Regions from separate parts of the Mus musculus genome. Here all the other regions are linked to region 3. The links are chromatin loops, found by intact Hi-C in ENCODE. Cell type or tissue: left cerebral cortex. All regions are shown on one strand. Each heading gives the region's core, and the rest is flanking DNA. Links, peaks and the distances in the headings are about the cores only. Region 1 overlaps Syt1 (synaptotagmin I). Region 2 overlaps Nav3 (neuron navigator 3). Region 3 overlaps Syt1 (synaptotagmin I).

Evidence for each region. Peaks named below come from ENCODE experiments on the same cell type or tissue, not always from the same donor. Only the 100,000 strongest peaks of a DNase experiment are listed, where the experiment ranks them.
Region 1: a loop joins it to region 3, with 2.4 times the contacts of the local background. A loop is called at or near these places in 2 of 42 quality-filtered maps.
Region 2: a loop joins it to region 3, with 3 times the contacts of the local background. A loop is called at or near these places in 4 of 42 quality-filtered maps.

Annotation. Positions count from the first base shown.
Region 1 is chr10:108,998,818-109,007,170 of GRCm38, forward strand. The region is part of intron 1 of Syt1 (synaptotagmin I); the gene reads right to left. Among named protein-coding and RNA genes, the nearest start is that of Syt1, 8.0 kb to the right of the region's middle. In left cerebral cortex, for the core only: no CTCF peak of the experiment used is centred there; DNase peaks (open chromatin) are centred at 4,938, 5,268, 6,860 and 7,947; H3K4me3 peaks cover 2,767 bases; H3K27ac peaks cover 3,900 bases.
Region 2 is chr10:109,708,392-109,716,744 of GRCm38, forward strand. Nav3 (neuron navigator 3) reads right to left here. Exons shown (of 38, transcript NM_001368815.1): 27 at 8,129-8,282; 28 at 5,842-6,016. Among named protein-coding and RNA genes, the nearest start is that of Gm40757, 110 kb to the left of the region's middle. In left cerebral cortex, for the core only: a CTCF peak has its summit at 4,834 (motif pointing left); a DNase peak (open chromatin) is centred at 4,825; H3K27ac peaks cover 732 bases.
Region 3 is chr10:108,729,172-108,737,524 of GRCm38, forward strand. The region is part of intron 3 of Syt1 (synaptotagmin I); the gene reads right to left. Among named protein-coding and RNA genes, the nearest start is that of Gm5136, 33 kb to the left of the region's middle. In left cerebral cortex, for the core only: a CTCF peak has its summit at 4,997 (motif pointing right); DNase peaks (open chromatin) are centred at 60, 5,024 and 6,282; H3K27ac peaks cover 3,102 bases.

The DNA.
Region 1 (8,353 bases), core at 271-8,270, 270 kb after region 3:
CTTAGTATATTTCATATATGTATACTTAGTCTATTAAAATTTGTTACCACTGCAAATTACTATCATTTGCACTGTGGTCATATGCTAAAGATATTTAAAAGGCATTGGTATTCATTGAGAATATATAATACACTTAAAGAAGTGTTTTAAAATCTAGTGTGGCTTAGAAGTAAGGCTAAGTGCTTAACAGAATACAGTGTGATGAAAAGGACCCCAGTTCAGTTCCCAGCATCCACATAAGGTGGCCTTTAATACCAGTTCAGGCAATTGGAGTCTCACTTCTGACCTTTAAGTACTTGCACCCATAACGTGCATGTGTGTGTGTGTGTGTGTGTGTGTGTGTGTGTGTGTATGTGTGTGTGTGTGTGTTGTAGTGTTGTAGTGTTATTTTCATTGGTAGTGACCAGGATATTTTTTATTAACTAGGTGAAAATAAAAATTAAATAGCACATGTGAGACTATAATGGGAAAAACTTATGTGCATATTTGCTAATGTAAGTAAAGGTTACTTAATGTAAGTTTAAAATGTTACAAAATATCATTAGTGGATTCATTAATTACAGTCCTCTATCAAATGTTTCCTTTTAATTCCTCTTGGGAAAGTGAGAAAAATGTTTTAAAATCCTATAAAGCTCACTTTAGCCTCACATGAACGAAAACTCAAAACCAGAACACACACACACACACACACACACACACACACACACACACACACACACACACGTGTGTGTGTATATAACAGCAAACAGAACACAAAGCTGTTTAATTCCACTGACAGGGAACACTTATTAACCTGTCGATTGCAGACCAGAGTACCATAGCAAACATGACTCCATTTAAAAAATGTGTGGTTACAAACATGACTCCATTTTAAAAATGTGTGGTTATTATTACGCTTATAGAGAATCTTAGGGAAGGAAAAAAGTGGGTCACTTAAGATTGACGCTTTAATTATCGCCTAATAACTGCTGCAGCAGATTAAATGGTGGTGCGGTTTCACATAGGACAATGAGCATCTGTAAGCACCTGTTTTACTATCACAGAGTGACCTAGGCAAGCTTGGGGTATTATCTTCTTGAAACCAGGATATGAAACAAGATAAAGGTAAAAATAATTTCCGGTTAAGACTTCAAGACCTCTGTTGTCTAAATGATAATCGACACAGAATGATTTGTTTTATTACGTTCTCCGTATTTATTTACTTTTGTCTCAAAATCTAAATTAGAGTTTTGTAGGTTATAATAAAAAATATACTCGAAAGGAAATTACATTGAAAAAAGTCATTACTGCGATAAAAACCCACTGAGTTCACTTAAGTCCATCAAAATAATAAAATTGGGGTGAAGGCATGTACTTGATTCTCAGAAATTAAAAAGAAAAAAAAGATGTATGGAAAGTGTATAAGGGGGGTGTAGTCCAGCATATGATAATGGAGAATAAAAATATTTGTCCATAAAGAGTGGACTCAGTATGTATAGGGTATATAGAAATAGTTTCCATTGACCTTACGCTCAATATTTATAACACTGAAACCACTATAGCATACAGACAAACCAGGGAAATACTACACAGAAATAAATCCCATATACTTGGGACATGGTGGGATCATAGACGATTATAACCCTGGAAATGTCTAGATGGCTGCAGGATGTTTTTAATTAGAATGTTAAGGCAGAGTAAAGGTCAACGAAGCAGTCCTGGATGGTTAAATTCAGAGGGCTGATTCTGCTCACTTTTGCGCTGGTTTTTCCTTTGACAGCAATGCCTTCTCCTGACACTTATAGGGCTGGCTCCTTCTTCTTTTATGTCTCCATTTCTCTTTTTGTTTTCTCAATATTCCCAACTATAGTTGTTTGATTTATCAGCTTATTTGTGATTTCCTAGTGACCACTACTATTTGAAGCTGCTATAGTTCTAGTTTGTTGCTGTTATTAATTTTCTGTCTTCACTCCTATCACATAAACGCCATAGAATTAGAACACCTGTCTACTATGTTTATGCCTATATTGCCAGCATTGTTTATGTCATATGCCAGGCAAATCACTGTACGTAGTGAAGAGATAATACTGTGGTTTGATACATTATATACTAACAAGTACCAAACAAGTAGTGTTATTATTATATTTGTATTCCTGTATAAATATTTAGAAGTAATACGCCCTCTTGGATCTGGTCATTTCAAGTGAACAATGATTCATTCATGATTCATTCATGATTCATTCTTATATCACAGTAATATGATGGTCTAATTGATGCAAACTTTGGGGGAGTTACTTAGCCTTTAGGTGTTATATCTCCATTGTTATCCACTATGGAACACCCTCTATTCTTTTTCATCTGCCATTTATATGTCCAAGGATAATAATATGTATTGCCACAGTGAACAGATGACTAAGAATTTACCCATGACATACTGCATCCTATAACCATGGGCAAGTTCCTTAAATGTTCCTTTCCATCATTCTCTTATTAAAAGATATGGACATATTATCAACCATATCAATGTTATTAAATAGGATTCAGAATTCAAACCATGTGGGAAAGTATTTGATATGTATGGAGAAATAAGACAGCGATGGCATTTTCCTCATCTAAGAGCCCCTACAAAGGTCTAGTCTATTCAAACAATTTTCCATTATTTCCATAATCCAACCTCAATGATAATTTCTATTTCCTTATATAAGAGAATCCATGATGCCAGTGATATTAATTCATATTGCAATGATCATGAGTTCTAGTGTTTCCTCCTAAATCTGGTCTTGAGGACAGAAGATGTCAGCAGAGAGACTTCACATGGGATTAATTTACAGTTAGGGTTTGGTTCTGATTTCTTGGGGAACATAGAAATAGGACTAGGAAGGGAAAGCACCAATAGGCTCAAGCGTTTCCTAACAGTGCTAGGTGAGGGGCAATGAGAAACTCTATCTGTGAGTGCCAAGGAGAGCAATGAGAGAGGGCATCAGGAAGCTATGGCCCAGCTAACGCTCCTACTATTCCAATCACGGTTCTTTGCATCCTTAAGGGTATCAGATACCTTAGAGCTATGGAATTTAGAAATAAGGAGGAAAATGGGATTCCTAATCTGACATCATCATAATACAGTGGTAACTAAAGGAAAACTGAGTTATGGCATAGGCTTTGAAATTCTTTTCAGTTTTTTTTTAATAGACTAAGAATGTGTGCTTGATTAATTTTTAAAAACGAACTTAATCCCCTCAAAATTAGCATAGCAGAAATAACAGAATATTAAAACATCCTCATCTTTTCAATAAGAAACAGACTTTGATTTAATGATTATAGATTTTGTTTGTTTGTGATCACCAAGAGCAAACTAAGTCTCTTATATAGGGAGGATTATGACACATTTGATTCTCATTATTAAGCACTAAGGCAATATAAATTAATAAACAAAAATATAAAAACATGCTAAGTATAATTGTAGCCACCCAAAGCAATCGCTTTTTATTTATTGCATCTGTAAAATGGAAAAATCTACTATAAAGATCTAATAGTGTAACACAAATATTTCCCTAATACAGAACTGTGTACCAATTAAGGTAAGAAGAAGGAATGCATTGCCAAGGGTAGCATGCAGAGCACTCCATGCTAAGTTATCACTTTTTGTTTTAGAGCGTAATTCTTCATTTTTCTCTGCAATCAGTTTGGGTCTAAAGATTATGCATAAGGAGGCCTAAATATGCAAATTATTAAAAATCAGTCAAGTCATGGCACATTCCACTAAGCATTGTCAATTATGTAAACAGATTAAGCACATGTTCATATATATATATATATATATATGCATACACATATGCATATATATGTTTTATGATGCTAATGTATACACATTACACGCTACATGTCTTGGTTGTTATAATGTACCCATGTTACATGACTTGGTTGTTGGAAAAACTGAACCAAGCTGGTAATGGAGATGATAGAATTAAGACAAAAAAGCCTTCTGGCTCCGCATCTCTAGGGACATATGTATGAAGTGTCAAAAAGAAAGAAAAGGTGTGTGTGGGGGGGGGGAATGATAAGGACAATGAAAAGAGAGAGCAGGAAGGAAAAGTTTGAGGGGGGAATTGGTCTTACAGGAAGGAAGAAGAAAGCAGAGAATTCACGGAGTAGTGACATAGCCAGAGAGCTGAAATAATAATATCGTCTACTCATGCAGTAAGCAGTAAAATGCTTCAATGGCTAAGTACAGGTAAAAAAGTCAGAATCCAGGAGAAATAAAAATGGTTCCTATGTGCTCAATATGTCCTTGATGACAGAATCTCAAAGGCATGGCAGGATTCATCTCCCTCCTTGTTCCTAGAGAAGTCAAGCTCTCTTCTACCATCAATATTTATTCTGTGTTTTTGAGGAGTTGCTCAGAAAGTATCTATGACTCCCTAGAGGGAAAAATCATCAAGATGACATAAAAAAAAATTAAACCTTAAAAAAAAAAGTGGTATAGTTTGGGCTTAGGGATATGCTGGTTTTCTTTTAAAATGTCACATTTTGATTGCTAGTCTTAGACATGTCTTGTAGTGATTTGCTTGACTTTTAAATTTTAACATAGTAATTTAAGCAAGACATTTAAAACAGATCCCTACAAGTTATGGCATGTGCGACTCATACAATGCCTGTATACAGAGAGGAAACTCACACGTTTTTATGCAGACAGCAGTCCTGCTTACATGTACATACTTTTAATCTAAAATCTGTGGTCTCATATTCTCAATATTTGTTAAAGTAGCATGGCGATGTGACTCTATTTATAGAAGAGATCCAAAATGTTCTAGAAATATGTTCTAATACCCAATGGCTGGCTTTATTCCTTCCTCAAATCTGATGAAAATGCCGGGGATTAGGCAGGAAGCCAGCCTGGTAAGCCAGGATCTGGCAGAAACACTATGTCAGAAACAAATTTCATCGCTTTGCTACCTAGCCTTTCTGGTGAGAAACTGTGTCAACTTTGCTTCTTAACAATGTTGCTAACTCAAAACCCAAAGTCTGGAGCTGTCTCACGGTGCCTGAATCCCTTGCTCTCCCACCTGGTCTTGCATCAAAGGCCATTAAACCATTTGTTTAAATAGCATTTCTGGATATGTCCCCCCCCCTCTCCCCCTTTCCTCAAAGATAAGCCACGAGGTAGTTCCTGTGCATCACCAACTTCACTGTATAGACTGTTGGAGGCCAGAACTGGGGAGAAATGACACTCAGTTTGCTCAAGAGTAGCAAACAATTCCTAATGCTCATTTCAGTTGTTATGCCCCGTTGCCCTGCTTCCTTGCTTGCTCATTGCCTGTGAAGTAAGTTGCATGCCCAGCTGCAGCTTCGTTTAAAAATATTTTCTAAGGATGCATCCTTAAAACAGCCTTGCTGTTCATGCTACTTCAACATAAACCCTAGGAATGCAGAAGAACAAGCATATATTACCACGTATCTATAAGCCAAAAGGGTGCAATGTTTTACCATTTAAAGGTCTTCACTACAGACATATTTGGGTTTGAGAAGGTAGGATTTGGAATTTGTTTCTGGGGCGGGGGCAAGGGTTGAGAGATGATTTCATGTAGCTCAGGCTAGCCTATTTAGCTAAGAATGGCATACGTCTTCTGATCCTCTTGCTTCAGTCTTCCAGCTACTGGGATTTCAGGTGTCTACCTCCATGCCTAACTTGGAACTCTTGTTTGGATAAGTCCTTCAGTATTATCCTCAGGTATTAAATAAAAATGCTCTAGCAACTCCTGGTTTAATGGCCTTGATGCTGGCTTACATAACCTGTGAAGAATTGAAAGAAATTCCTGAAGGAGAAGTTGTTTTATAAATGGCCTTCCACTTTATGTAAGCGACTGCACCGCACATCAAAGGGTTAATAGGAGTCTCCCACAGCTGTGTATGTTCTGAGTATTTCCATGTGTTTTTGCCTCCTTGTTGATGAAGGCATCTCAAAGTAGCAATTAATAAATGCAATTACCTGCTTCCTATCTAGGGTAGGCATGGGATCACAGGTAAGAAGGAAGAAATGAGCTTCAGGCAAAACAGGATGCTGTAATCTGCAGGGGCACCCAGGTAATTCATCAGAGGCTTGAAGTGGGGTTGTCTGATCCTTTCTCTGTTACCATGTCACTGAAATTATAGTCATGGTCAGGGAAAGTGAAGACAAAACACAGAGACAGTGGTTCTCATTTAAGCAATTCAGGGAAAGCATGTTTGACATTTAAAAAATCTTCAATTATATTTGTCTTCGAGTATGCAGTGCACATTTTATCCTTGATTAAGTAGCTGAATTGTTTAAGAGGGAAAATAAAATATTTAGTTCTCACAGAGAACAATATACAACGAGTTTCTCCCTATGGCAAAAATAATTATACAGATGCTGGACGTGTTAGAGTCATCCACTAAGCCATATTTCACAAATAATAGCAATAGGCTCACAAAGACAGTGAGGGCCCACTTCTGTACCCTACTAGATGGGATTTATCAGATATTTCCATCCAGAATTAAGTCAGTCCTGACAGAGGACCTTAGCTAAATGTCTTGTACATATCATTTGTGGTTTCAGTAGCATGCTGCTAACCTAGTGCATAGTAAGGAATGTTGTCTGACAGGGCTGCTAAGAAAGTTACTGAATTACATCTTTGGCAAATAATCTTGCCTGATTCTGATTTTGATTCTCTAAATAGCCATGCAGGACTTACAAAAGTGTCATCTCAGTGGTTACGGTATGAGGAATAAAGGGGGAGTTAAAGGCCATTCTCACTGCATGCAAAATTCTACATCTCTTGTTTAGCACAAACAGTTGAGAACTAGATGGTAATTTTTATCTTTGCCTGCGTCATAATTTTCTGGAGATCTGTTTTGGCATAGTGCCCCCCCCCCAGGCACCCAATCAGTACAACAACCGTGCTCTCTGCAGTTAAGACGGTTACAGAAATAATCACCACTCCCCCTTTATTCCTCATACCGTAACCACTGAGATGACACTTTTGTAAGTCCTGTGTGGCTATTTAGAGAATCAAAACCAAGTCAAAGAGAATTGGAACTGATCTCCGCAATTCAAACTTGAAGTAAAGATAAGTACAAAAATTACAGAGGTTGTTGTTTATGAGCTTTGAGTTTCACAGAGCGGTGGCCAGAAACTCATAACGGTATCAAAAATGTGCTTGTAACTCTAAATTAGTTTTTATCGTCTTTACTAAGTGTCTTAAGTATTGTTTTCAAATGAATGGAAACTGACTGTTATCTTAAAAGATCCCTTTGCTAAGAGTTTTGAAGGTTATATTTTGCAGTGCACAAACAAGACTTTCAGCATTATTATTTCTACAATGCAGCAATTTCTTTTTCTTATGCACTTTAAGGCATGTATGTCCAACATGCCTCAGGCTGCATAGGTCCCAGGACACACCTATGAATGCAGTCTAAAACACATTTATAGATAACAATGACATTTTACAATGGCGGACAGCCCTAATTTAGAATGAAAGCCTTCTGGATTGCGATATCATAACTTTAAGGAAGTGTATGTTCCCACTGATAATGGATTCACTTAAGTATGGTGCTATTTGTGTGCCAAGGTATCATTGCTTACTTTAGAGCCAATGGAATAACATCTCAAGACCTCTCTGTGAATCTAAGGGAGAAGAGCCATTCCCTTTTGCTGGGACAGATGAAAATTCTCTTGAGGAAATTGCACATGTAAAATGAAAAGGTCTGGATGAAGTTTATGTAACCAAATGAAAAATGTAAGTCCTTCCTTGAAGAATTTAGACGTGAAGATACCACTCTTTTTTCCCCACTCGAAAAAAAGCAATACTAGCCATGTCATCCAATTCCATAAAACGAAAAAAATGAATGAACATGTTACCTAGAAGCAAATGGTCACTGAAACATCTGAAAAGCCACTACAAACAGACGTTATCCTCGATTATGTCCGAATCAAACAACATTATGATGTCAACTTCTGCTAAGCGTATAGAGAGGAACATCTTCTTATACCGAGAAGTCATTCCATCCCTTCTTCCCCGGTCGTGGGAAACACATGCCAGTGAAAGTGAAGCTCTTGGAGCACATATATTTTGTCTCTAGGTATCATAGGCTTTCTACCCAAAGTCTCATTAACATATTGCTAAAATGTTGTTACCTTCCTTTGACTGGTACTAGAAAAGTGAGTACCCCAATTTTCCACCTACTATAAAATACTACCCATTACATTCTCATCATTTAAAAAATATTACATAATTTTAGGATATGTGTATAAGTATGAAAATTATATACATATATATATATATATACAAATTAAAATTATGTATTTATACTCATTTGTTTTATCCGTGTATAAATAGATTTGGCTAATTTTAATGAA
Region 2 (8,353 bases), core at 309-8,308, 980 kb after region 3:
TAGCCCTTGCTTATGTCTATCATCATCAGGGACTGATGTCAAGCATGATACTAAGAGTGACAACATTATACACACCTACAGAAACATGTTACACATTGTTCTCCTGTATCCTGTATACTAACAGCTTCAAAACTAAAATTCTGTTTTTAGTCATAGTCTAATAGTTACTAAGGTATGCTAATGCTTACTTGCATTTATAACACCAGATTTTTAAACATAGTTAAATGTTAAAATTTAAAACATGTTATAGAAGATAAATGTTCAGTTTGGAGGAGTGATATAAAAAGCATCCCGCATACATGTTGTTTTCCTTTAGCAGCGATGATATTATGGAGTCATACCTAATACTAATATGAAGATATTATTCTGTGGATAAAGATGAGGCATGTGTCTGACCCAACTGCACTAATAATTTCATGCAGACAAATACTGTGATTACTATCATCACCACAACAACTTATTAAGATGACTCCTGACAATGGAATCTTTCTATTTTTGTTTGTTTGAGGGAGGATCATATTCCCTTATGGGCTAGCCTGGGACTCAAGGTGATCCTTGTCTTCTGAGTGCTGGGAATATACTTAGGAGCTACCATTCCTTCCTGGAATGGCCTCTATTATGTCAGTAATAATTAAATGGATAATGTCATACAGGAAGAGGCAAAAATTACTTAAATATCATGCAATTAATAAACAACTTTTAGAGATATGGTATATGTTGTGGATTTGGTCCCCCAAGTTGCACGAGAATGGACATGTGTACCCATAAGACACTGAGGGACCCTGCCCCCTGTTGGTTTTGGTTGGCAAAGTTGCTGGCAGCCAATGGCTGGGCAGGGAAACTGAGGCGGGACTTTAGGATTCCTGGGCAAGGGACTGAGAAAGGAGCAGGAAGGTGGAGAACCGCCAGGCCAGGCCAGGAAAGGAGGAGAAGCCATGCCTGAGTTGTGCCAGACAGAGAACATAGCCTTCATGTAGGTGCTGGCGAACGCAGCCCGAGAGGGTTGCAGGTCTGGGTCTGGGGCAGCCAAGATGGAATACAGGTTTTAGTAAGTAATAACTCAGGAATATCGGAGGGGAGTGTGTTAGCCATGTGCAAGATTGGAAGTGGCCTAGTCATTGAAATGTTTAAGACATATTAAATTATAAAATGCTCTCTCCTTCCTTCCCTTCCTTCCTTCTCCCCCCCCCCCCCACCTCCCTTCTCTTTCTGTGTGTGTTTCACTTAGGAATCCAGAACATTGGGGATGGGTAGCAAGGAGCACTGTCACAGGGACGATTTGAGCAGTCATTGGGTTCAGCAACAGGTATATAAAATTATCACTCAAAGGTTTATTATTATTGTAACTAACAATATTACACGTAGGTTGAATTCAGGGCTTTGTGCATTCTTAGCAAGTCCTCTCCTCTGGGACTCAATCTTAGTTCTTTTCTCCATTGGAAAGTTCTCTGTCATCAAAAATAATCTTTTTTTTTCCATTTTTTATTAGGTATTTAGCTCATTTACATTTCCAATGCTATACCGAAAGTCCCCCATACCCACCCACCCCCACTCCCCTACCCACCCACTCCCCCTTTTTGGCCCTGGCGTTCCCCTGTACTGGGGCATATAAAGTTTGCATGTCCAATGGGCCTCTCTTTCCAGTGATGGCCGACTAGGCCATCTTTTGATACATATGCAGCTAGAGTCAAGAGCTCCGGGGTACTGGTTAGTTCATAATGTTGTTCCACCTATAGGGTTGCAGATCTCTTTAGCTCCTTGGGTACTTTCTCTAGCTCCTCCATTGGGAGCCCTGTGATCCATCCATTAGCTGACTGTGAGCATCCACTTCTGTGTTTGCTAGGCCCCGGCATAGTCTCACAAGAGACAGCTACATCTGGGTCCTTTCGATAAAATCTTGCTAGTGTATGCAATGGTGTCAGCGTTTGGATGCTGATTATGGGGTGGATCCCTGGATATGGCAGTCTCTACATGGTCCATCCTTTCATCTCAGCTCCAAACTTTGTCTCTGTAACTCCTTCCATGGGTGTTTTGTTCCCAATTCTAAGGAGGGGCATAGTGTCCACACTTCAGTCTTCATTCTTCTTGAGTTCCATGTGTTTAGCAAATTGTATCTTATATCTTGGGAATCCTAGGTTTGGGGCTAATATCTACTTATCAGTGAGTACATATTGTGTGAGTTCCTTTGTGAATGTGTTACCTCACTCAGGATGATGCCCTCCAGGTCCATCCATTTGGCTAGGAATTTCATAAATTCATTCTTTTTAATAGCTGAGTAGTACTCCATTGTGTAGATGTACCACATTTTCTGTATCCATTCCTCTGTTGAGGGGCATCTGGGTTCTTTCCAGCTTCTGGCTTTATAAATAAGGCTGCTATGAACATAGTGGAGCATGTGTCCTTCTTACCAGTTGGGGCATCTTCTGGATATATGCCCAGGAGAGGTATTGCTGGATCCTCCGGTAGTACTATGTCCAATTTTCTGAGGAACCGCCAGACTGATTTCCAGAGTGGTTGTACAAGCCTGCAATCCCACCAACAATGGAGGAGTACTCCTCTTTCTCCACATCCATGCCAGCATCTGCTGTCACCTGAATTTTTGATCTTAGCCATTCTGACTGGTGTGAGGTGGAATCTCAGGGTTGTTTTGATTTGCATTTCCCTGATGATTAAGGATGTTGAACATTTTTTCAGGTGCTTCTCTGCCATTCGGTATTCCTCAGGTGAGAATTCTTTGTTCAGTTCTGAGCCCCATTTTTTAATGGGGTTATTCGATTTTCTGAAGTCCACCTTCTTGAGTTCTTTATATATGTTGGATATTAGTCCCCTATCTGATTTAGGATAGGTAAAGATCCTTTCCCAATCTGTTGGTGGTCTTTTTGTCTTATTGACGGTGTCTTAATTTAACAAACTTCCGGGGTGATATTGTCAATCTTTTTCTCTTTTTCCAGTCTCTTAAGAATAAAATGTTGTAGAATTATTGCTAATTATTCTTTAGCAATAAAAAGGATAAATAAAGGACTTTATAATCTATGATGTCTTTTAGAATGACTGGAATAGAATGAAATTCTCAAAGGATATAAATTATTGGCATTTGAAGAAACAGCAGTGTTCATCAACTTGAGCTGGTAGTTATAGAATGCACATATATATCGAATTATCCCATATAAATACTAGCTTCATAAAACTGTTTCTTAAATTTACTTGTTCCAAGTTTTGGCGGTTTAGAGGAGCACACCATTGGTTTCTCATATTTAAACTTCTTATAACTCATAACTAAAGCTCCTCTTCAGTCTCTTGCTCAGCTACTCATAAATATTCATAAATATCAAGTAAACACTTTGAATAAAAAGGAAGTAATCTGAATATTGAGATGCATATCAAAGTAGAAAAAATAAACTTCTTTTCTTCTCTGGATGTATGTCCTCAACAAAGTGGTTTCAGGATGTGCTGGAAATGAATGGGGCAGTGAAATAGAGAGAGTCTGACAGGAGAAAGTCCTAGATTGATAGAGCTTCCTTCAGGAGGTGGCACTGGGCATAAGACCAAAGAGTGACAAGCTCTAGGCAAGCAAAAGGCCAGGAAAAATTGGTTCAGTCAACAACCACCACCACAACAACAAAAATAGTGGAAAGGCCATATTTTAAGATCTGGCTATGATGTTGGCATAATGGCACATGCCTGTAATCCCAGCATGTGTGAAGAAGAGACAGGGAAATTGGGAAGGCGAGGTAAAACATAGTGAATTCAGGTTATCTGTTTGGGCTCGTGGGATACCTACATAAACACTTGAGACTAAAGCCACACCTACTAAAATGAATCAGGAAGTTCTAAGAATGTGCTCATGACAGAGAGAAGGGAAAGACCAAGGAGAGAGTACAGAGTCCTCTGCAATGATGCTGAGTAGGTAGCTGTCCTTCCAATCAGATGTACCTCGGTTGCTGTTCCCACATGCCTGTCATTCCGCTCCATGACATACTAGCTCTGAAAAGCTTAAAATACAAAAACTTCTCCTGACAACATGGAGTAAGCCCACACCGTTAAACAAATGAGCAATGGCGTTGGCTTTATAGAGATAGATAATTAAGGCAAAACTTAGTAAAACCTCCAGCCAGTGAGTGATCCATCCAGATCTGGGCTTGAAAACCTCTTCTTCCGCTTGCTGGATACGTTATTTATGTTGACAGATATGACTACAGTCATGTTCCTAAGACTTGGTTTACTCCTGTGTAAAATGGGGTGGAAACTACCTACCTTGGGAGACTACCGAAAGAATGTCTTTAAAAACACCATTTTACATGGTTCATAAGTTTTGCTATCTATAATATTACTTCTTTCTCTATGTGCTCAATATTAAAACCCTCCTCTTTGCAGTAGGATAGCGTCTCTCACTCCATGTCCTTCCATATCACCCGAGGTAACAATTCTCAGGAGAATACAATCTCAAGTCATGAAGTCTCTGTAATTTCTTTAGTGGAACAATAAGCTACTGTCCCAAATGGTTAAAAGCATTGTTTGTCTGAATAATTGGAACTGTTCATTGTTTTTCTGGATAGATCGTGAAGGAAAGTACTTTTATTGTACTTCTTCTATAACATGAAAGGCTGTCAAAACAGAATTTTAAGTATTCTGACTTTATTTGAAGATGCAATTTAATAAAATTATAATCAATTTTAGAGTATTTAATATCGCTTTTTTTTTAATATTCCTTCTCACCCTCTTATCCTTGTGCATCTTGGTGCGATTTGGGGGAAATGGTTAGGTATCTTGTTTCTGACAGTGTTGTCTAGCTACCCAGGAATGTGTATAACATTGGTTTCCGGTGTCCTCTGGTGGTTGTGCTATGCAATTACCGCAGATACCATGTAAACAAGTCCTAAAGGAAATTTTATGTCGATGATTGAATGTCCCAGGAAGAGTTGTACCTTATAATTGAGTTACACCTCAGATATGAAGATGAAATTATGTCATATGATTCTACTTGAAATCAGATCAGAAGTGTACCCCTGTCCTATCATTTGTATGCTGACTACAACGAGAGAATCCAGCGTTTTTTTTTTTTTTTTTTTTTTTTCTTTTTTCCCTTTGTTGAAAATTTAATAGAGCTACAGAATGGTTGATACAGCAGCTCTCTGGCTGACATCGTGAAGGCTAGTGCAGTCAAATTTAGAAATTGGCTCTGTACAAGGAAAACTCTATTAACTGGCACGGAGTTATTATTGTTATATTCATGAACACCAGTCACCACAGAGAGTATTTATTCCCATTCATCCTATTCATAATCAGAAGTACTTCACTGTGATTTTTTTTGAACACTGATAAGAAAACTATGTCTCTAAGATTCTGTATTAGAGAATGTTGGTGTATAACTATTAAAAAAAGTCCCAGAACTTGGGAGGCAGAGGCAGGTACAGCATTGAGTATTCAAGTTTAGATGGCCTATATAGCTAGTTCCAGGCCACACCCTGTCTCCCCAGAACTATTGAGCTAAATAAACAAACAAAATAAATGACTTTCTAGGATACATTTTAGCTATATCTGAGCACTGGTGAGAGGATTTTGAAGACAGGTAAGGTTTTCCTGATCTCAGGATGCCCTCTAGTAGCCATTAGGGGAGTAAAGAATAAACTTGTGGGGATCTGAACAAATACATGTCACACTCACAACACACATGCACACACATGCGCACACACACACACATACACACACAGAGGCACGCAGGCACACACACACACACACACAGGCACACAAGCACACAGGTATGCATGTAGGCACACATGCATGAATGCACGCACGCGCGCGCGTGCATCCACCCACCCATGCACATGCGCACTGACTTACCTGAGGTAACAGACTCTGTGATGTTCAGGTTGTTGAGTGAAAGCCCTAAGGACTGGCGTGAAGAAGAAGAAGAGGCTGTGCTTGAGGAATCAGAAGGGGGCCTGGCAGGTTTAGCTGTGTTTCCAGTCTCTGCCTTCAGCCGATCATTTTCAGCCTTCAATATTTCAATTTCGTTCTACCGTGAAGAAGTAAAACGTAAAAAGCATTTGAGAAAATGACAAAAAAATTTTTTTTTATCAGACTTAATTTGTACGCTTGTTAAATACTACGGTAAAATGTCAAACAAAATAAATTATGAAAACACGATTCCAAAGAAGAGAACCCGTTCCCCATTTCACCTGCATAACTTACTACATTTTCCGACACAGACGCAATTACTAATGTCATTACTTGTAGTACCGGGTATCAAACCAGGGCCTCACACATACAAGGCAAGTGTTTGACACTAAGCTACATTGTCCCATACTGTTGTTAAAATGTACTTTAACTAAGTTTTAAGGTTAAGGATATAGCCCAATATTTGAGAGATTGGCTTGGAAGGTCCTGAATTCAATTCTTAGCATTGCCAAAAAAAAAAAAAAAAAAAAAGGAGGGGCGCTGAAGAGATAGCCGAGCAGTTAAATAAGAGTAGTTTAGATTGGAGATGGAGGCAGGGAGATCCCTGGGCGTTCCTGGCCTATCGGTTAGCTGTAAGCTAAGGAGAGATCCTACCTCAAGGGACTAGGCAGAGAGGGTTGGAGAACACTTGACCTTCTGACCTATCTGCAGGACACTGCTGCACACAGGTGTGCATATACATTCGCACAGACAGACACAAACTACATTTTAAAAGAATGTAACTGGATAGTTCCTAAAATTTTTCTGTTTTGATTTTTTAAAACAATTTATCTGTGCATATGTGCTTACATACATGTGGGTTTATGCTCCTGAGCGCAATGCTTCTAGAATTCAAAGGAGGTGTCAGATCCCATGTAAGCTCCTGTATTTTCAGGAGTTTGTCAGCCACAACCCTTTTTCTTTTTCTTTATTATTACTATTGGATATTTTATTTATTTACATTTCAAATGTTATCCCCTTTCCCAGTTCCCACTCCAGAAACTCCCTACTGCATCCCCCTTCCCCCTGCTTCTGTGAGGGTGCTCGTCCACCTACCCACCTACTGCTGCCTCCCTGCCCTGGCATTCCCCTACACTGGGGCATCGAGCCTCCACAACACCAAGGGCCTCTCCTCCCATTGATGCCCAACAAGGCCATGCTCTGCTACACATGCAGCTGGAGCCATGGGTCCCACCATGGGCACTCCTTTGGCCAGAATTCTTAGGTGCTGGTTTCTGAGTTCAGATTCTCTTGACAAATAAAGAACAACCTTAATGGGAAGCTACTCATCAGCCCTAATACCTCTCCTTTGGAGCGATGGCGAGATGAATAGGATTGAAGTAAAATTCATAAAGAATAAAATGGTTTATTTAATGAAAAAAATCATATTAAACTTTCCCAGGAAAATTATACCAGTTATACTTCTATGAATGCATACAAAGTAGACAAAACACGCAAAGCAAAATTAATGATAAGGTGATTTAAATTACCTAAGCATTCTAGCTAACCAAGGGGGAAATTTATGTTTTGCAGAGCAGGGTACTACACTCAGAAAAACCACAGAAACCTTTCTGTTAGCCTCTACAGCAGTAGGGAAACCTGCTTAACATTTGCTTTGCGTCTTTCCGGAGTCTGGGGAACCACTGTTGCTTTACAGTAATAAAGTGGAAAGGGTCAGAGCACAGACCCTTTCTGAACTTAAGACCAGAGATGCTGCTGAAGGGCGGGGGCTTTGGTGTAACAGCATTTGGGGTAACGTCTGCTTCCATATCTCAAAGCTTCTGATGGGTGGCTCAAGTTGTCGTTGTTATTAATTTTAGCTTTTTGATAGAAAATGTGTAAAAGTCAGATTTTAAAAGGACATCTTTTAAGAACTAACACAAAGGTAGCTGGTAAGAAAGGAACAAAGCAAAAAATCATAGTAGCTTCTTAAACCTTAACTCCCTGCCTGAATCCTTTCACTTGCCTGGGTATCTTGAATAGTCCTTGAGTACAAGGCTGCCTGTTTGCCCTCCTACTGACAACCTAGATTTGAGCAAATCCCCCATTTTGGTATTAACAGCTGAGTTGCAAAGACTGCCAAAATAAAATTTAAAAAGACTGTGTTTTTTGTTATCTAATGACTAAGAGAAGAGAAAGGGCTGGCTTTTGATCTCTCCGTTTTGTCCCTTGAAAGAGCTCCTGGACTGACCTGCATCCGGTTCATGGCTTCCCGGATCTGATCGAGATGGTGAGCAGAGCTGAGGGCCTCCAGCCTTATATCTGTTAATTTTAATTCCTTCTCTCTGAGCTCGCTCTTCAGCTGCAGAATGATCTCGGCCTCAGCCTCAGTGCACTCGCAGATCCTAAGGGAAAAACCAAACACAAAATAAGTGGCTACAGGAGAGAGAGAGGAGAGAGAGAGAGAGAGAGAGAG
Region 3 (8,353 bases), core at 19-8,018:
ACTCGGGGCACAAACACACTGGGAACGAATTATAATGTGTGATTGTGCGTGTACTTTGTGCTATGAGATTTTAAAAACGAAGTTGTTTCCTGTAATTATGCCCAGCAGGCATGGGCCTTACCACTTTGTGCTTGCCCAGAAACTTTAGTAAGCAATGATTGACCCTTGAGAACAGCCAAGAAAACAAATTGAAGGTAGCACTCTCAACTAAACATTTACGTACAAAATAAAAAAAAGGTCAGAGGAAAAGTGTTTGAAAAGAGATAGTCAGAGGAGAAGTGTGGCTAATGCTCTTCTAAGAAAATCCAGGAACAAAGCCATGTATTCTCCTATGCTCAGAGCATCACGTATCTCTCTGCTTGGGAAGTAGCTGTCCATTGCAGGATGCTTGGTGGCATTTCTAAACGACAATTGCATCTCCTCCCTGTACGTTCTGGAAGTCAAAGATGTCTCTATACATTACCAAATGTCCTAAGGGACCTTACCTTTGGTGAGAACCAACTGGCCCCATGAACCACTTCTCATTGGAGGCAAATATTCTCCTCTCTGTCTAACTTGATGTGTTTACTAAAACCTGGCACACCTATTCCATGATACACCACTGTAAAAGGAGGCAGCTATTAGTCACACATACTCTACCACCTTGTCCCGTTTGAGTTACTCAGATGAAATGGTCCTGTTACAGGTGGCATTTGATGTTTCTGCTGAGTCCTTATCTAAATTTTCAGAGAATATATATTTGTTGATCTAGGACAAAGGTGGGGGATAAGTTTTTTATTAAGTTTCTAACTATAGTAACATATCTGCTCTTTATTCTGAATTTTATTTACCAAGACCATTTCATATCAGAAAATGACAAATATCAATCAAAGCTGATCTTATTGTGAATGTCAGACATTTAAAGCTGAGAAATAGAGTGGACTCTAGTGGAAAGTAATAGATGATTAATAAGAGCACAAAGAAGGGCAGTTAAGACCCCATAATGTGATGTGTTTTGCTTTGAGTTTTTAGACTAAAATAATTTTCTCCACAGAATTACAGAAGGAAGTGTTGAAATGTATGTTTATAAATTATAACCAGTTAAAAAATACTACTGTGCTAAGCACTGGCTCATGGAATTTAGCCCCAGAACTGAATGAGATCTGGACTTATCTATATCTGTATTTCTTTTCTTCCTACTCTCAGGCCCCAAAATGTGTCATGATATTTTTGCATATTGGGAGATAGAACCTCCAACTCATTTACCTGAGAAGCATTCAAATACCCTGTGGAAGCTGTTTCTGGGAATGTCTAACTTAGTAGGTGAAGGAAGGTAGTGAAGAAGAGTAAGAAAAAGCAGCCAGGAAGCAAACTACAGCAACAAGATGTCCTTAAAACCACGGGACAGAAGTTTAAACAAAAGAGCACATAATTCTACCACATATTATAGAAAGTCTGAGGACAAACAGAAATGACTAGTAGCGTGAGAGGTTCAAGATCACCAGACAGTCTTTTTCATTATATATTATTAATTATTTACAATAGATACTCTTTTTGTTTTGTTTTGTTAGATACTCTTTTTGTTTTGTTTTGTTTTTCGAGACAGGGTTTCTCTGTGTAGCCCTTGTTGATCTGGAACTCACTCTGTAGACCAGGCTGGCCTCGAACTCAGAAATCCACCTGCCTCTGCCTCCCGAGTGCTGGGATTAAAGGTGCACACCACCACACCTGGCCTACAATAGACACTCTTAAAAGGCAACTACTACCAATTGGAAGTTAGATTCCAAGGGACTGGCTACTCAGTAGAATGTACCCCTTTCAGAATCTAGCAGATGAAAGGACAAAGTCTTAACTCCAGTACATCAGGTGGAAGAAGTGGCTTTAACAGAGAGACCTACAAATACGTGCAGACAAAGAGAAACTGCCAGAAGATTAAAGCAGTATAAATTCAAAAGAAGATGATCTATGGAGCACAGCTCCGGAGGGAGCACATTGGGAGGGGGGCAGGAGCTATGTCATCTTGGAGAGTGGAGAACTAGAAGAGAAAAGAAATAAGGATGCTAAACGTAGAAAGGAAGAGTAGCATTGCTAGGAACAGACCTGGAATGTCCTTGCTCTTCTCAAGGTCATCAACTGTAAGAAAACGTAACGGGAACGTTGGAGTGATTTCCATTACCTAGAAAGTTTGGAGCTGAGCCTCATGAGTGGCAATGAAAAGCCTTTGGTATCCAATGATGGGGATCTACAGTGCTTCCAGTCACTTACCTTAGGTGGCCAAACTGAGCTATTTGAGAATGGGAACTAGCATAGACTACATGAATTATTTACACACCAATACTAGAAATCTATAGAGAGTGTAGAAAAGCTGTGAAGAGCAAAAAGGGCCTTAGAAGAAATGTAAAGGAAAGGAGATTGGATTTCAGAGTACAGATGTGCAATATTGATAGAAATAAAAATGTTATATACATTTAACCATACTTTTGCCATTAGTATCTCAAGTCCTTCTATTGTGACCGATAAGGATCAATCTCCGAGACTTATCTCAACTTCACAATTTCCATCATATGAATTATTTTGTGTATTATATCTTGATTGGCCTAAAAGAAACACCATAGGAAATGCTAAAGATTCCCAGGATATCATGTGTTTGTGCCTGCCTATCCTTCTAGTGCTGTTATCTCTCTAAAGTGGCAATAGTCATCTAAAATTTTACTCTGAGTATATACCTTCTACAATATAAAGCACCATACATAATGCAAATGGTTTCATAATGTCTGGGGTGGGGACTAACACCAAATGTCAGAGGGTTGAGAGATTTGGATGGGTCCATAAATTAGAGGGCTATGAAGACATAAAATCAGAATAAATCCTTATCTCTCTGCAATGAAGTGGGTCTCCTTCCACTTAAGGGAGTTAAACATAATTCTCTTAGTGATGCAGAGACTAAGGGAAGAGGAGGGTAATTAAGCTCTTAAAACTTGATGTTATTGGTTTATTAGTAGCAGTGTTATTGGTATAGATATTCTAAAATCCCATTTTGTGGATTCTCAGATACAGTAAAATATGTCCATGACATTGTTTTCATAGTGGCAGGTATATAGCTAAGCTGAGGAAATGTGAGGAAAATGTGGTTATAAAGTCTAAAGGCTAGTGGGATGGCATGGTCTGTACAGTGGTCTTACTGGGATATGAGAATCCAGGTTTGGACCCCTACCACTTAGGTAAAGCCAAGTGCTGTGGTATTGTGACCCTAGTTACACATAAGGGTGCAGAGAGCCTGTCTAATCAATTGGTGATCTTTCAGTTCATTGATAGAATATATTTTAAGAAATAAGGTGGAGAGTATTTCTCTACACTGTTGGTTACTGCCAAGGCATGTGTGCCACTACTCCTCTCCACACTGTTGGTTACTGCCATGGCATGTGTGCCACTACTGCTCGCTTAGGGTTACCATCCCATGTTGGAGCCAGAGGACCAGGCACTTTAATATGGCATTGTATCACCTAGTAACGTCAGAAGCTACACTCAATGTCTCATCAACTTGACTGGTCAAAGATGACCCGAGCAAGGACAACAACAGATATGTCAAAGTTGATGAAGGGAAAGCTCAAGAGACTCTGACCTTCACAAACAAGTACAGGCTATTACGGGATGCTGAGAGAGAGAGAGAGAGAGAGAGAGAGAGAGAGAGAGAGAGAGAGAGAGAGAAATAGTCTTCCCTAGAGAAGAGCATACCAATACCAAATGGTCAGTCCTGAAAAACATACATATGAGTAATATCAGACACACCAAGCAGGTTTTATATATATATGTATGTACGTATATATATATGCATACATACATATATATATGCATATGCATATATATGCATGCTATAATAGTGAAAAAAGCATTCATGAATTTAAAGAGAACAAGAGGAGTATATGGGAAGGTTTGGAGGGAGAAAAGGAAATTGAAGGAATGATGTAATTATATTATAATACCAAAATAAAAGAAAAGAAAAGCTATCACTGACTGAAGGGACAGTTCTCCCCTAGGTCCTTAGGAGCAGAGTCAATATTGATGCTTCCAGAGTGCTTTGATGAGTGTTTGTATTTATTGATGAGAATTAACTGAGGGGCCTCCTGGTTTCAGCATGGTTAAAATATTTAGTGATTTCACAAACAAGTGATAGTTAAGATAATGAAATAGTCCTTATTCTCACTTTTGCTTCATAGAAATTAATTAAAATAATTAAGTCAGAAAGCCATTTACTATGAGATTTTAAAATAAATCATGATTTCTTTCTCTCTCTACACTGTGTGTGTGTGTGTGTGTGTGTATGTGTGTGAATAGAAAGTTACATTGTCAAAAGTTTGAGTCACTCAAGAAGGACATTGCTACAATTACTTTATGATATATATTCTTAAAGAGACATTGTAAACTTAAAAAATTTCCTTTCAAAAACATTCCAAAGGGGTGGGGTCCCTTCTAGTGGCAGTTAAGTTTATATTACTTTCTTGATAGCCATATTAAAGTCTCTCAGCTGTCCTTGCCCAGATGACCTTATAGACAAATGGAAAGTGAATATAAGGCAAATTAAAAGTATTTATTGCATTGTTACTATAGTGATGAGCATCCTGCAAAGGGCCAAACCCAGAACACCAATAAAATCACGGCAGCAAATATCCATTACTCTCCTCTGATCAGCCAGGCCTGTGTCGCAGATGTTATTTTCATTGTGTTTCTATTAGAGCTAAAATTGAGTACAGTGTAAGCCCTATTATTTCATGGTTCCTTATTGCATTAATTTCGATAGAAGACAGGCTAAATCATGTTTTTCAGCGCATAACACATATAGAAAACAAGCTGGGTATAACTCCATTAGCTTAGATGTGAAGAGCAAATCGAATCTCTCCTCTGTGAGTTTTGGAGATAAAATAAAACACTTTTCTTGGGAGCGTGTGAAACTTTGATGGATATTCACTGGAAGCACTCTTAAAGAGCAAGGGCAAGCTCCTATAAAATAACCAAACTAACCACTGGGTGGCATCATGACTACATGAGGCAGGTTTAGCAAGCCTTTGTGTCTGTCTCTTGAATCTTGGTTGGTGTTAGAAACTTGTTCCAATATGATGATGCCAATACCAATTCCCAGTTTCACACAATGAATGGATTCAACCTTTCAACATCCCAAGTGGAGTGAAAATGCCATGGGCAAGGCTTGAAGATGCTTAAATCATGCCACCTTTCACACTGTCCGTAGTTCCTCCCAGCTACCCACCGTGAAGCCATCATCGTCTTGCTCCCTGCTGCAGATCCTCTTCTATTCTTTCCCCTGTCTGTACTGATTGATCTTGCTTTCCAGGTCTCTTAGACTCTGAGTGTTTCTGATTACCATAGTTTCAGACCTGAACCTTGTCAGTATCTTGCATCTGATTACATATTGTAATAAATCCTCAAATCTTTCTTCAAAATGCTCTGCTCCATTTCTCTCTGAGGTCAGATAGAAGACGCCACCAGACTGTCACTCAGTACTCTTGACAATATGAAGCATTTCCTTGAGGTACTTGCTTTTTCTAATTTCATGCTATTAGGTCCTCATCAATAACTTCTGGTGTGGTTCTTACTATACTTTGCTAGCAGCTCCAGAGTCTTAAAGATCCATTAAAGGCTCTCTGTCATTTGTCCATTAAAATTCATTATTTTTATTTTCATGATATAACTTCTGTAGTGTGGCTTTCATTTCTGGGTTTTTGTTCTATGTTCCATATCATATACCCTAAAAGTGTCTTTATTTTTTTCTATCCTTGAGCAACTTTCTCCTCCTTCTTGCTGACCCCTTTAGTGTTCTACTCAATCTCTGCTCATTCCACTAACGACACAAATGCCAGAATCAATGCCTGAACTCCACAACATCCATTGTCACGGTAGGATGTCATCATAGATCATTGCTGTGGTGTGATGTCACCATAGACTACCAGGTCACTTTTAACATAAGGGTACATACTTCCTAATTGTAAACACATGATCACGTCTGCCTTATTCTTATTTCTTAGCTGTCATAAAATATGTCTTAAATGTTATTAAATTTATTGCCAAGCACACTCCAGTATCATTCCGACCCTCTTTGATGCTTGGAAATCTCCCAGATGTCTCTCCTGGACGTCCCACCAGACTGCTCATGGCTCCTCATCCTTTCATCTCATGTGTCTTAACTTCGATTCCTCTCAAGTTGCACCTCCTTTCTGAAGTATTTCTCTTTCATTCTAACCATCTGGGAGCTTTTTCTTTGAACAGTATGGCTGGTGTCTATTTTAGAATGGGAAAACATTCTCTCTTCACATCTAACCAACCAAAGGGGAAATTTCCACTCTACTCCCTAAAGGAGAAAAAAATAAGGGAGTGTTAGTGTACATCTTTTGGGCTACCTTCTTCCATACATCCTCTGCAGAACAAAGATGGCTGCTAGGACAGGTGAATTTGGAAAAGGGAATTGAATGCGCTTGCTCAAATATTTCTGTTCTTACCCTCATCTGCATGTATGCAGAGAGGTGACATGCTTGTTTTTGCTGGATGTACAGCATGCTTACAGGGAAGACCTTCTGCCCATTTGGGGTATTGGTCCATGTCTGAACTGTAAGCTTAATTCAAAGAACCTCACTGGGGTTATACATATAGCTTCATAATCAACTAGCTCCAAGAAGCCACTGTATTGATTTGTAGTAGCACGTCTTTTTGACCTAGTTTTCAGTTGGTCCTGGACCTTGGAGTAGAAAGGATAGAGATTCTCCGAATTAAGCCCCTGAGATTCCAAGTTTGGGTACTTTCCACGCTGCACACTTTTGTTCTTTGGAAATATTTCTAACTAGATACAAATTCCCTCTCCTTCTCTCTGTGGTCAGGGTACTTTCCTGGACTACACATAGTTAGCATCATGGCATAAAGTCACAGAGCTGAGATGTCAATGCAGGGAAAACCACCTAGAACTGTAAACCCAATGCTTATCAACCACTGAATCCAGCCTTAGTGTCCTTAGAGGGGAGGAATAGAAATAAGGAAGATACTAAAGAGGACCACAGGGAGTAGCAGCAAGCAGATGTTAAAGAATAAAAAAGTAAAGCAGTTTCCAGAGTATATGATATGGAACATGGAACAATACCCAGAAATGAAACCCAAATAACTCAGTGTCAGATAGTCCCAATACTTGGAAACGCTTCTCTTTTAAACCTAAGAAAATGTAAAACAGTAAGAAGGTTGCACACTTTATAATTAAAAATGTTGGGGCTGGAGAGATGGCTCAGTGGTTAAGAGCACTGACTGTTCTTCGGAAGGCCCAGAGTTCAGATCCCATCAACCACATGGTGGCTCACAACCATCCATAATGAGATCTGATGCCCTCTTCTGGAGTGTCTGAAGACAGCTGCAGTGTACTTACATATAATAAATAAATCTTTTTTTTAAAAGTGTTTATGACTGTTTACAAATTAGGCAATTTGATAGTTTGTTTTTGGATTTGTCTGTTTCTATAGCAATTTTTGTCTATTGTTACAGAAACACAAAAGGGACTGCACAACTGTAGGATTAAAAAAACTAATGTATCTTAAAAAAGTGATCTCTTCAAACCTAGAAAGCACAAAAATATCTATAATTGATTTGCCAATTACAATAGGTCAGATATGATTACAGATTGCTCAGCAGGCTGCTATTTAACTCTTCATTGAAACAGGTACAGGAGACAAAGATGCCAGTGATATGTCGGAGTCATCACTCCATGTCAGGAAGCTCACACAAGGTAGAGCCGGCTTCAGGCAATCCAGTTGCAGAGCCTATGAGTCCAATGTCTTTTTACCCAATCCCCACTTTTGGAAGATCATACTTTAGGCCAATTAAGCCTCTCATGGTGAGTAACAGAATTCTGAGAGGAAGTACACGGAACAGGAACTACCTTGAATAACCCACTTTACCTACAGTGGTGTCTGTGCAACCCAAGTATTTCCAGTCTAATCCTGCGACTTTTAACAGCAGCAAGAATGAGATTTCTTAAGAATGGCCGTGCTCACATCAACCCCCTTCTTGGGAGTCTGTGTGGTGCATCCTAACTGGGTGCCCTTTCACGTTCAGCTGTGGTTAGATTTGATCCCATAGGTCAAATCCGCTCGCAGCTTTTGCATGTGAATTCGAAGCTTCGCTGATTTGTACCTTCTCTTCAGTGATGTTAAAATTCTGTTCACTAAATGATATTCACTAGCCCTAAATCGTTCTGTTCGCAGTTTCACATGATAATCACACTGCTAAATAGGACAAAATGGACTCTTTTTTTTTTTTTCCTACAGGGGATCTTACAATCTCTATAGATTTTTAATATACCTTGGTGCCATTTATACATTGCAAT